Regions from separate parts of the Homo sapiens genome. Here region 2 is linked to region 1. The links are chromatin loops, found by intact Hi-C in ENCODE. Cell type or tissue: GM12878. All regions are shown on one strand. Links, peaks and the distances in the headings refer to the core of each region. The heading gives the core; the rest is flanking DNA.

Region 1 (4,394 bases), core at 273-4,272:
TGGAAAGGGGCTGGTCAGCACTAAAACAATAGCAACCAGAGGCCGTTACACATGGTTTTCAGGATAAAGTAAAAAAAATCGGCCGGGCACGGTGGCTCACTCCTATAATCCCAGCATTTTGGGAGGCCGAGGTGGGTGGATCACGAGGTCAAGAGATCGAGACCATCCTGGCCAACATGGTGAAACCCCGTCTCTACTAAAAATACAAAAATTAGCTGGGTGTCGTGGCACGCACCTGTAGTCCCAGCTACTTGGGAGGCTGAGGCAGGAGAATCGCTTGAACCCAGGAGGCAGAGGTTGCAGTGAGCCAAGATCGCGTCACTGCACTCCAGCCTGGCAACAGAGTGAGACTCAGTCTAAAAAAAAAAAAAGTCAAGATAGCAGAGGCCCTCCATCAAAGAGCATGCTGTCTAGTTAGGGAGATGAACTTGGAACAACAGAGGGCAACAGAAAGTGCTACTGGTGGCTGTCCTCAGACCACTTTGAGACCACTCAGCTCTTGAAAAAATTAGAGTACAAACATGGTATCCCTACTCTGTAACCAATTAACTCACATTTTTTAGGCCACAGCAGCTGGAGGAATCAACCCTAGGAAGATGGATCCTAATTATGGCAGGAGTGCAGTGTGGCAAAGCAGAAAATGCAGACAGATTGAGTTTAAATCCTAGCCCTCTACCAGCTGTGATAATCAACTCAACCTTTTTAAAGACTCAGCAAATAAAATTGACACAATTAGTAGCCTCCTTCCTAGGCTGTTGTGAGGATTAAGATATGTATATTAGGTGTTCACTAGAGGATATAAACGAGTACTCAATAAATGAGATGTAGCCAGGTGCGGTGGCTCACACCTGTAATCCCAGCACTTTGGGAGGCCAAGGCAAATGGATCAGTTGAGCTCAGGAGTTTGAGATCAGCCTAGGCTACATAGTGAAACCCTGTCTCTACAAAAAGTACAAAAATTAGCTGAGTGTTGTGGCTCGTGCCTGTGGTCCCAAGCTACTTGGGAGGCTGAGGTGGGAGGATCGCTTGAGCCTGGGAGGTTGAGGCTGCAGCGAGCCAAGATTGCACCACCGCACTCCAGCCTGGGAGACAGAGTGAGACTCTGTCTCAAAAAAATAAACAAGTTGCAACCTTATGGTACAGTATTAAGACTTATTACTAACAATGACTCTTGCTGCTGTGGGCGGAAAGCCACCCAGGTGCCGAAGCAAGAGACTGAAGGCACAAACTGTTCCAGTATAATAAAGAAAATAGAATAAGAAAAGTTATACTAGAAATAGGATATAGAGATGATTATATATGGATATTATCAATCATTAGTTTTAGTATTAATCTGTGCTTTACTATTATAACCGAGGAATAACCAGCCAGTACAGTCAGGAGCTGAAGGAACATTGTGAGAAGTGACCAGAAGATAAGAGTGTGAGCCCTCTGTCAGGCCGGACATGGTGGCTCACGCCTGTAATCCCAGCACTTTGGGAGGCCAAGGCAGGCGGATCACGAGGTTAGGAGATCGAGACCATCCTGGCTAACACGGGGAAACCCCATCTCTACTAAAAATACAAAAAATTAGCTGGGTATGGTGGCGGGCGCCTGTAGTCCCAGCTACTCGAGAGGCTGAGGCAGGAGAATGGCATGAACCCGGGAGGCAGAGCTTGCAGTGAGCCGAGATCGCACCACTGCACTCCAGCCTGGACGACAGAGTGACTTCGTCTCAAAAAAAAAAAAAAAAAAAAAAGAGCGTGAGCCCTCTGTCACGCCCGGATAAAGGCCGCTTGTGGGCTTGTGTTCCTGGGAAGGCACCTGTTACTTAGCGGACCATGAAAGGGGGTTTCCCTTTCCTTGGAAGAGTTAGAGAACACCTGCTCCACCAGCCTCTTGTGGGAGGTTGGACATCAGCCAGTCTACCCACAGACATCCGGAGGCTTAAACGTCTCCCTGTGGTGCTGTGCTTCGGTGGTCACACTCGTTCACTTTCATGTTCTGCCTATATACCTGGTTCCCCTCTTAAGTCCTTAGAAGATAGCAGTAGCAGAAATAGTGAAAGTATTAAAGTCTTTGATCTCTGATAAGCACATAGAAAAAAGGCTGATGCATGATGTCCTCCCTCTGCTTCAGCTACCACAAAGGGAAGGGGCCCCCTGTCCGGTGGACACGTGACTTGCTTGACCTTATCAATCACTTGACATGACTCACTCTCCTTATCCTGCCCCCTTGCCTTGTATACAATAAATAGCAGTGCATCCAGACATACGGGGCCACTACCGGACTCTGCACATTGGTGGTAGTGGCCCCCTGGGCCCAGCTGTCTGTCATACTCTCTCTTAGTCTTGTGTCTTATTTTTCTACAATCTCTCGTCTCCGCACATGAAGAGAAAACCAACAAGGCGCCATAGGGCTGGACCATACATGCTGCCACAGTGAAATTGTTGGAATCCCAGCCCCAGCTCCTTCCCTCTTTTCTGAGTGATCCTTGCTTCCCAGATGTCACCCCAAGATGCCTTTCCTGGGCAAAAGTAAGGAATCCCAGCCCTAAAAGGCAGATGGGCAGGATACTTTGAGGACCTACTTTGGGCTGGATGCCTGGCAGCTGGTTTGGCTGCAAGGCCCAGAAGCCCACTAAAGCTGCTGAAGTCAAGGGGGACTTAGAATAACCATGACAGCATTTCATGGAATTCAGTTGTAGGAGGCAGGATGGGCATCAGCGTAAGCAGGGTTTCCCAGGTGGCTGCTCTCTCTGTCTATCCTTCCATCAGGGACTGTGTATGCCCTGCCTCTGCCCTTCTGTTGATCGGGTTCCTTCCCTTGCCCTCGGTCACTGATTTCCAGCTGGCACCCTCATGGCTGACCCCAAAGGTCTCATGTCCCAGCCTTCATAACCTTCCAGTCCTTATACTGGCACCAACTGACTCTGTCTCTGACTTCACACCAAGTTTCTGGGACAGAGACTGTGGTTGCCTGGCTTGGATCAGGGTCACATGGGTTCAATGAGCCGTGACAAGTGATGGTAGAAGTGCACTGTGGCACTGCAGCCTCGACCTCCCAGGCTCAAGTGATCCTCCCACCTCAGCCTCCCAAGCAGCTGGGACCACAGGCACAGGCCACCACGCCTGGCTAATGTTTGTATTTTTTTGTAAAGACGGGGTTTCACCATGTTGCCCAGGCTGGTCTTGAACTCCTGACCATCTACTGACAAGGGATGGCTTCTTTCTTTGACAAGGGAACACTTCTAGCGGTGAACACTTCAGAGCTGGCATCCCAGGCTCTCTCCTCAGCTGCCTGTTCAAATCTGTGCTGGGTTGGTGGGCTGCCTTGTGTTCTAGCTTGGCTGATAATATCTGGAGAAGAAGAAGAAGAAGAAGACGTGTGAACACTTTGAAATCGAAATGTTGGTGTTAGTTTCCTAGGGCTGCTATAACAAAGTACCAGAAACCAGGTGGCTTAAAACACAGAAACTTATTGTCCCACAGTTCCGGAGGCTTAGAAGTACAAAATCAAGGTCACAGCCACTTTCCCTCTGTGTCTGCGTCCTCGTATGGCGTTCTCCTTTTTATGGGTATCCACATTTCCCTCTGTTATTTTTATTTATTTATTTATTTATTTATTTATTTATTTATTTATTTATTTTGAGACAGAGTCTTGCTCTGTCGCCCAGGCTGGAGTGCAGTGGCGCGATCTCGGCTCACTGCAAGCTCCACCTCCTGGGTTCACTCCATTCTCCTGCCTCAGCCTCCCGAGTAGCTGGGACTACAGGCGCCTGCCACCAAGCCCGGCTAATTTTTTGTATTTTTTTTTAGTGGAGACGGGGTTTCACCATGTTAGCCAGGATGGTCTCGATCTCCTGACCTCGTGATCCACCCGCCTCGGCCTCCCAAAGTGCTGGGATTACAGGCGTGAGCCACCGAGCCCCAGACTATTTATTTATTTTTTTGGAGACAAGTTCCCGCTCTGTTGCTCAGGCTGATGTGCAGTGGTGCAATCACGGCTCACTGCAGCCTCCATCTCCCAGGCTCCTCCCCCATCAGACTCCCAATAGCTGAGACTACAGAAGTGAGCCACTATGCTCGGCCCATCTCCCTCTTATATAGACACCAGTTCTATTGGATTACGGCCCACCCCAGTGACCTCATCTTAACCTGATTACATCTGCAAAGACCCTATTTCCAAATAAGGTCACATTCACAGCTACAGGACTTCAATCTATATCTTAGGGATTTACAGTTGAGCCCGGTTATAAGTGTCCACACTGGGTATGGTGGTGTGTATGTATAGTCCAGCTATGTAGGAGGCCAAGGCTGGAGGATCGCTTGAATCCAGGAGTTTGAGACCAGCCTGGGCAACATAGTGAGACCCCCATCTCAAAAAGAAGAAAAAGACTAAAATGTCCGTAAATA
Region 2 (4,394 bases), core at 213-4,212, 390 kb before region 1:
ACCTTTCCCTCCTTGTTTTCTGGTTCTCAGCAATGTCCTACTTAGTTGAGGTGGCTGAATAATTGTGCAGCCAAAAGAGAGAAGTAACACTGTATTGTAACAGCAAATGATCTTTGATTGTTTATTCACTTTCTCATACCTAATTATTCCATTGTTTTGGTTCTTCTTGTTTGCTCCAACCTCCTTCTACTGACTGGACTCTCTGTTGTTACCTCTATTAATGCTCCTGTTATATTAAGTTTTCTCATTTATGGAATGTTTTAGCATTTCTACTTTTTTTTTTCTGCTTTGATCTTCCTGCTTTTTACTTTCTTAGAATTTTTCCTATGATTTTCTCCTCTCTACCTTTTTTATTTGACATGGGGTTTTTGGTTTTAGTATCAAGATAGCATTTGAATGACTGAACAAATATTTGTACTTTCTGTTTAAAACATTTCTTAGATTTTTCAGATTTGTCTTAAGAGAGTTTCTGTCTCCAGGTAGCATTCATTTACAGAGATGGTTCATTGTTGTGGCCATTAGAGACTATGTCCTAGATTCGGAGGTAACTTTTATCAGGATTCTAAATACCAATGATTTATAATCGGAATATGGACTTTAATTAAAAGCACAATCAAAATTCAGTAATGTCAGAAACCCAAAATATAACTCAAGGAAACAAAATTTGTAGACTGTAAAGCCCATTATGTATTAAAACATGCTTAATTATCAATTAATTTGACTGTGCAATTTATTTACTTTAATTCTGCTATTTGTTTTCGAAGAAATTTAGTCTCCTTATTCAAATTGCATCTGGTTGCACTAAAAGGAGCAAAAGATTCATAAATTTATTTTAAAATTCGTTAAAAAGCTGGTGCTACTATTTTGAAAGGCAGTTCAACAATATGTATCAGGAAGGCTTTAAAAAGATTCATATTCATTCACTCAGTCTACTTCTTGAGTTTATCCTAAGGAATTAATCAGAAGTGTACCCCAAGTTTTTTGTATATTGCAACACTTATATGAAAACTGGAAACATCTTTAGTGTCCAAAAGTGAGAACTCAGTTAAATTTTGGGACACCCACATGATTGAATATAATGCCTTTAAAAATAGGTTTTAGATCAAAATGCATAAGTGTAATGTAGTTTTAAACAAAAATTTGCTGTGCACATAGAAAATAAGAAATATACCAAAATAATAACAGGGGTTTTTCTCTGGGTTCTAACACAATGGTTTTATAATAATAATTTATATTATTTATCTTTTTGCATGTTTTTGATAGACCACACTATCAGCAGTCAGAGAAAAGATGACCTGAGATTCTTTCTGTTTTGGTCAGAATTGACTATTCCTACTGATGTTTCAACTGTTTGCTTCCTTCATGTTTCATTAGCAGACTGTAGAAGGGCCTCCCTTTGAAGTTACAGTTAAACAGTTTCACCTGTTCAGATTTTAGACTCCTCTGCTGTAGTTTTTTAACCACCCATGGCTGCATAATTATCCTCACTGGTTTCTGTTAACCATCCCTTCTCCTCAGTAGATGGAAGTGACTGTTTAATCTAAATGAGTGATGGCTAGATTTACATTTTTCAGATAACCAAAATGTTTTAGAAATGGAAGGAAGTAAAAGATAAGCCTTAAATATGTATTTTATGAATAAGGGGAAAAAAAGAAGAAAAAGGAAAACAAAAACCAAAGGAGGTCTGGAGCCTTGTCTCAGGTGGTTCCTGGCTGAGTCAACACCAGAAGCCCAAGGCATGCAGACTCCCACCCTCCAGCCTCATTGCAGCTTAATGATGTGGCATATTAATAAGTTTCTTTTTTTTTTCTTTTTTCTTTTTCTTTTGAGATGGAGTCTTGCTCTGTTGCCCAGGCTGGAGTGCAGTGGTGTGATCTCGGCTCACCGCAGCTTCCACCTCCCGGGTTCAAGTGATTCTCCTGCCTCAGCTTCCCAAGTAGCTGGGACTACAGGCGTGTGCCACCATGCCTGACTAATTTTTGTATTTTCAGTAGAGGCCGGGTTTCCCCATGTTGGACAGGCTGGTCTTGAACTCCTGACCTCAGGTGATCCACCTGCCTTGGCCTCCCCAAGTGTTAGAATTACAGGCATGAGCCACCGCACCCCGCCAGTGGCATATTAATGAGTTTCGAACTACAGTATGCACTCGGGCCTAGTTGTGTTTAGGTATTTATCAACATACAGATGTGTGTGCATGGTTTTGTGGGTTAGGTTGCTGAGCTGGTAGAAAGATGACAGGCGATGAGAGTCATTTGCCAGGGAAAGCAAACATGTAAAAGAAAATGGCTTTCTGTTTATAGACTCATTTCTTCAGTCTAAACAGCCCTTTCATCTGCAAAAAAAATAGGTGGCTAGTCATGTGGGGATGAAAGGGGAGTTGAAATAGATGGATAGATCCAGCCAGTAAAACTAGGGTCATTATCACCAGGAAAAAATCAAGACATATGTGATGATGGTGGCTCACTAGCATTTTTTTGCTTATTACACAAAAGATATTATAGAATATTTTAAAAATTGCATACACATGTACATTTAAGGGCTTGATTGTGGGTTTTTCACAAGGGAGAAAGCTTCCTTTTTAGCTGGAAATAACTGTTAGGGAATTAGCATACTTTCAGAGGTGTATAAATAGAAAGAGAATTACTTGGGAAATTAACTGGGGATGTGGGAAGTAATTTAGTCCCTTAATACCAGGAGGGTTTAGGGCTTTATTTAATTAGAGTACTAGTTTAATTTTTAAAATATTTTCATTAAATTTTATTATTTTATTCACTTCTTTGATAAGATCCTTTTATATGTACATAGGTAAATCACAATAACTTAGGTTGATTGTTAAACTTCATTTAAGATTTAAGAATTAGCAATCATTTTTAAATTGTTTTTCTTAGAGATAAAAGCCTATTCACAAAAAAATTGTTTTAAACCCATAACTCAAGAAGTAATGAATTATTTCACTGTGCCTTCAGTTTTGGGGTCTAGCAGTATGTCTCATTAAAGCAAATAGACATGTTTCCACTTCTCTTATTGTAATATAGGCCTGTTATAGTTTCTTATGAATAAAAAATTTTGTATTACTTTGAATCTATTCATATGACGTAGTAACTAAGTATAACTGAAATAATACTTTTTTGTGGGAGTGGTTAGTCATTTTACTATCCAGTCACTCCTTTTTATTACTCTGAATGAGTTAGGTATAGATTCGTTGGTGTGGGTGTATACCTACACATTTTTGTGATTGTGAAGCTATACATATATATATTAATGTACTTGAAAGCTAAAGTCACTGGTCCTGAATATTTCCACCACTAGTGGCCACAGGTTAATTACTCATTAGTTAATTAGTTATGAATACACAGAGTGGCGATAGAAAACTTGACTGAGAGTGGCTTAAGCAGATTGGGATTTATTTTTCTCATGTAAAAATAAGTCCAAACGCTGAGAAGTTCAAAGTTGGTACCCTGACTTATGGCTGTCCTCACAGACTTCACTTCTTCCCGTCTTTCTTCTGCCATATGGCCTTCGTCCTTAGGATCAAAAGATGTTTGCCATATCCCAGGCCTCTGTACTTACTCCAGGCAGAAGGAAGAAAGAGTTGCCTCTATGAAGAAAGCAAAGGGTTTTCCAGACATCTACTCCAGCATTGCAATGTGCAAAGGAGGCTGAGAAGTCATTCGTTAAGTGGCACATAGTCATTCCCAGCAGTCGGGCTCAGCTAGTGAGCGAGAAGGGGAAGAAGATACTGAGGCACCTGGCAGTGTCTGCCACCTCCCATGTTGACCCTTTGTTTTCATTCAGATTCAATGAACGATTATTTTCCTCCTTGTAAGACTAGCAGCTATTTATTTATTTTTGAGATAGGGTCTTGCTCTGTTACCCAGGCTGGAGTGTAGTGGTATGATCAGAGCTCACTGCAGCCCCCAACTTCTGCACTCAAGCGGTCCTCCCCCTTCAGTCTCCTGAGTAGCTGGGAGTACAGGCACCTGCCACCATGCCTAGCTAATTTTTTTTATTTTTTGTAGAGACAAGGTCCTGCTATCTTGCCCAGGCTGGCCTTGAACTCCTGGGCTCAAGCGATTCTCCTCTGCCTGGGCCTCCCAAAGTTCTGGGATTACAGGTGTGAGCCACCACGCCTGACCAGCAGCCAGCTATTTAAAGGTTAAATCATTTATGTTCTTCCCTCCTTTGAAGAGCATCATTTATTCATATCATTGGTAACATTTTCAAAGTTCTCTATCTGCAGTCTAGAACTGTGGTCAAATATTGTTTCTAACTGTCTGCATGGTAGTTCCACTTAAAAATTTGCTAGTTTGGGCCAGACACTGTGGCTCACACTTGTAATCCCAGCACTTTGGGAAGCCGAGGCGTGCATCACGAGATCAGGAGATTGAGACCAT

What was found. Hi-C counts contacts between places; a loop is a spot of excess contacts. Peaks named below come from ENCODE experiments on the same cell type or tissue, not always from the same donor. Only the 100,000 strongest peaks of a DNase experiment are listed, where the experiment ranks them.
Region 2: it touches region 1 in a loop (3-fold over the local background); 1 of 110 quality-filtered maps calls a loop at or near these places.

The regions. Positions count from the first base shown.
Region 1 is chr2:25,207,918-25,212,311 of GRCh38, reverse strand. LINC01381 (long intergenic non-protein coding RNA 1381) reads right to left here. Exons shown (of 2, transcript NR_132378.1): 2 at 3,110-3,338. Among named protein-coding and RNA genes, the nearest start is that of LINC01381, 5.8 kb to the right of the region's middle. In GM12878, for the core only: no CTCF peak of the experiment used is centred there; a DNase peak (open chromatin) is centred at 1,941; H3K27ac peaks cover 1,344 bases.
Region 2 is chr2:25,599,555-25,603,948 of GRCh38, reverse strand. The region is part of intron 5 of DTNB (dystrobrevin beta); the gene reads left to right. Among named protein-coding and RNA genes, the nearest start is that of DTNB, 72 kb to the left of the region's middle. RefSeq lists an enhancer at 1,523-1,572 and a silencer at 2,053-2,102. In GM12878, for the core only: no CTCF peak of the experiment used is centred there; a DNase peak (open chromatin) is centred at 2,150; H3K27ac peaks cover 790 bases.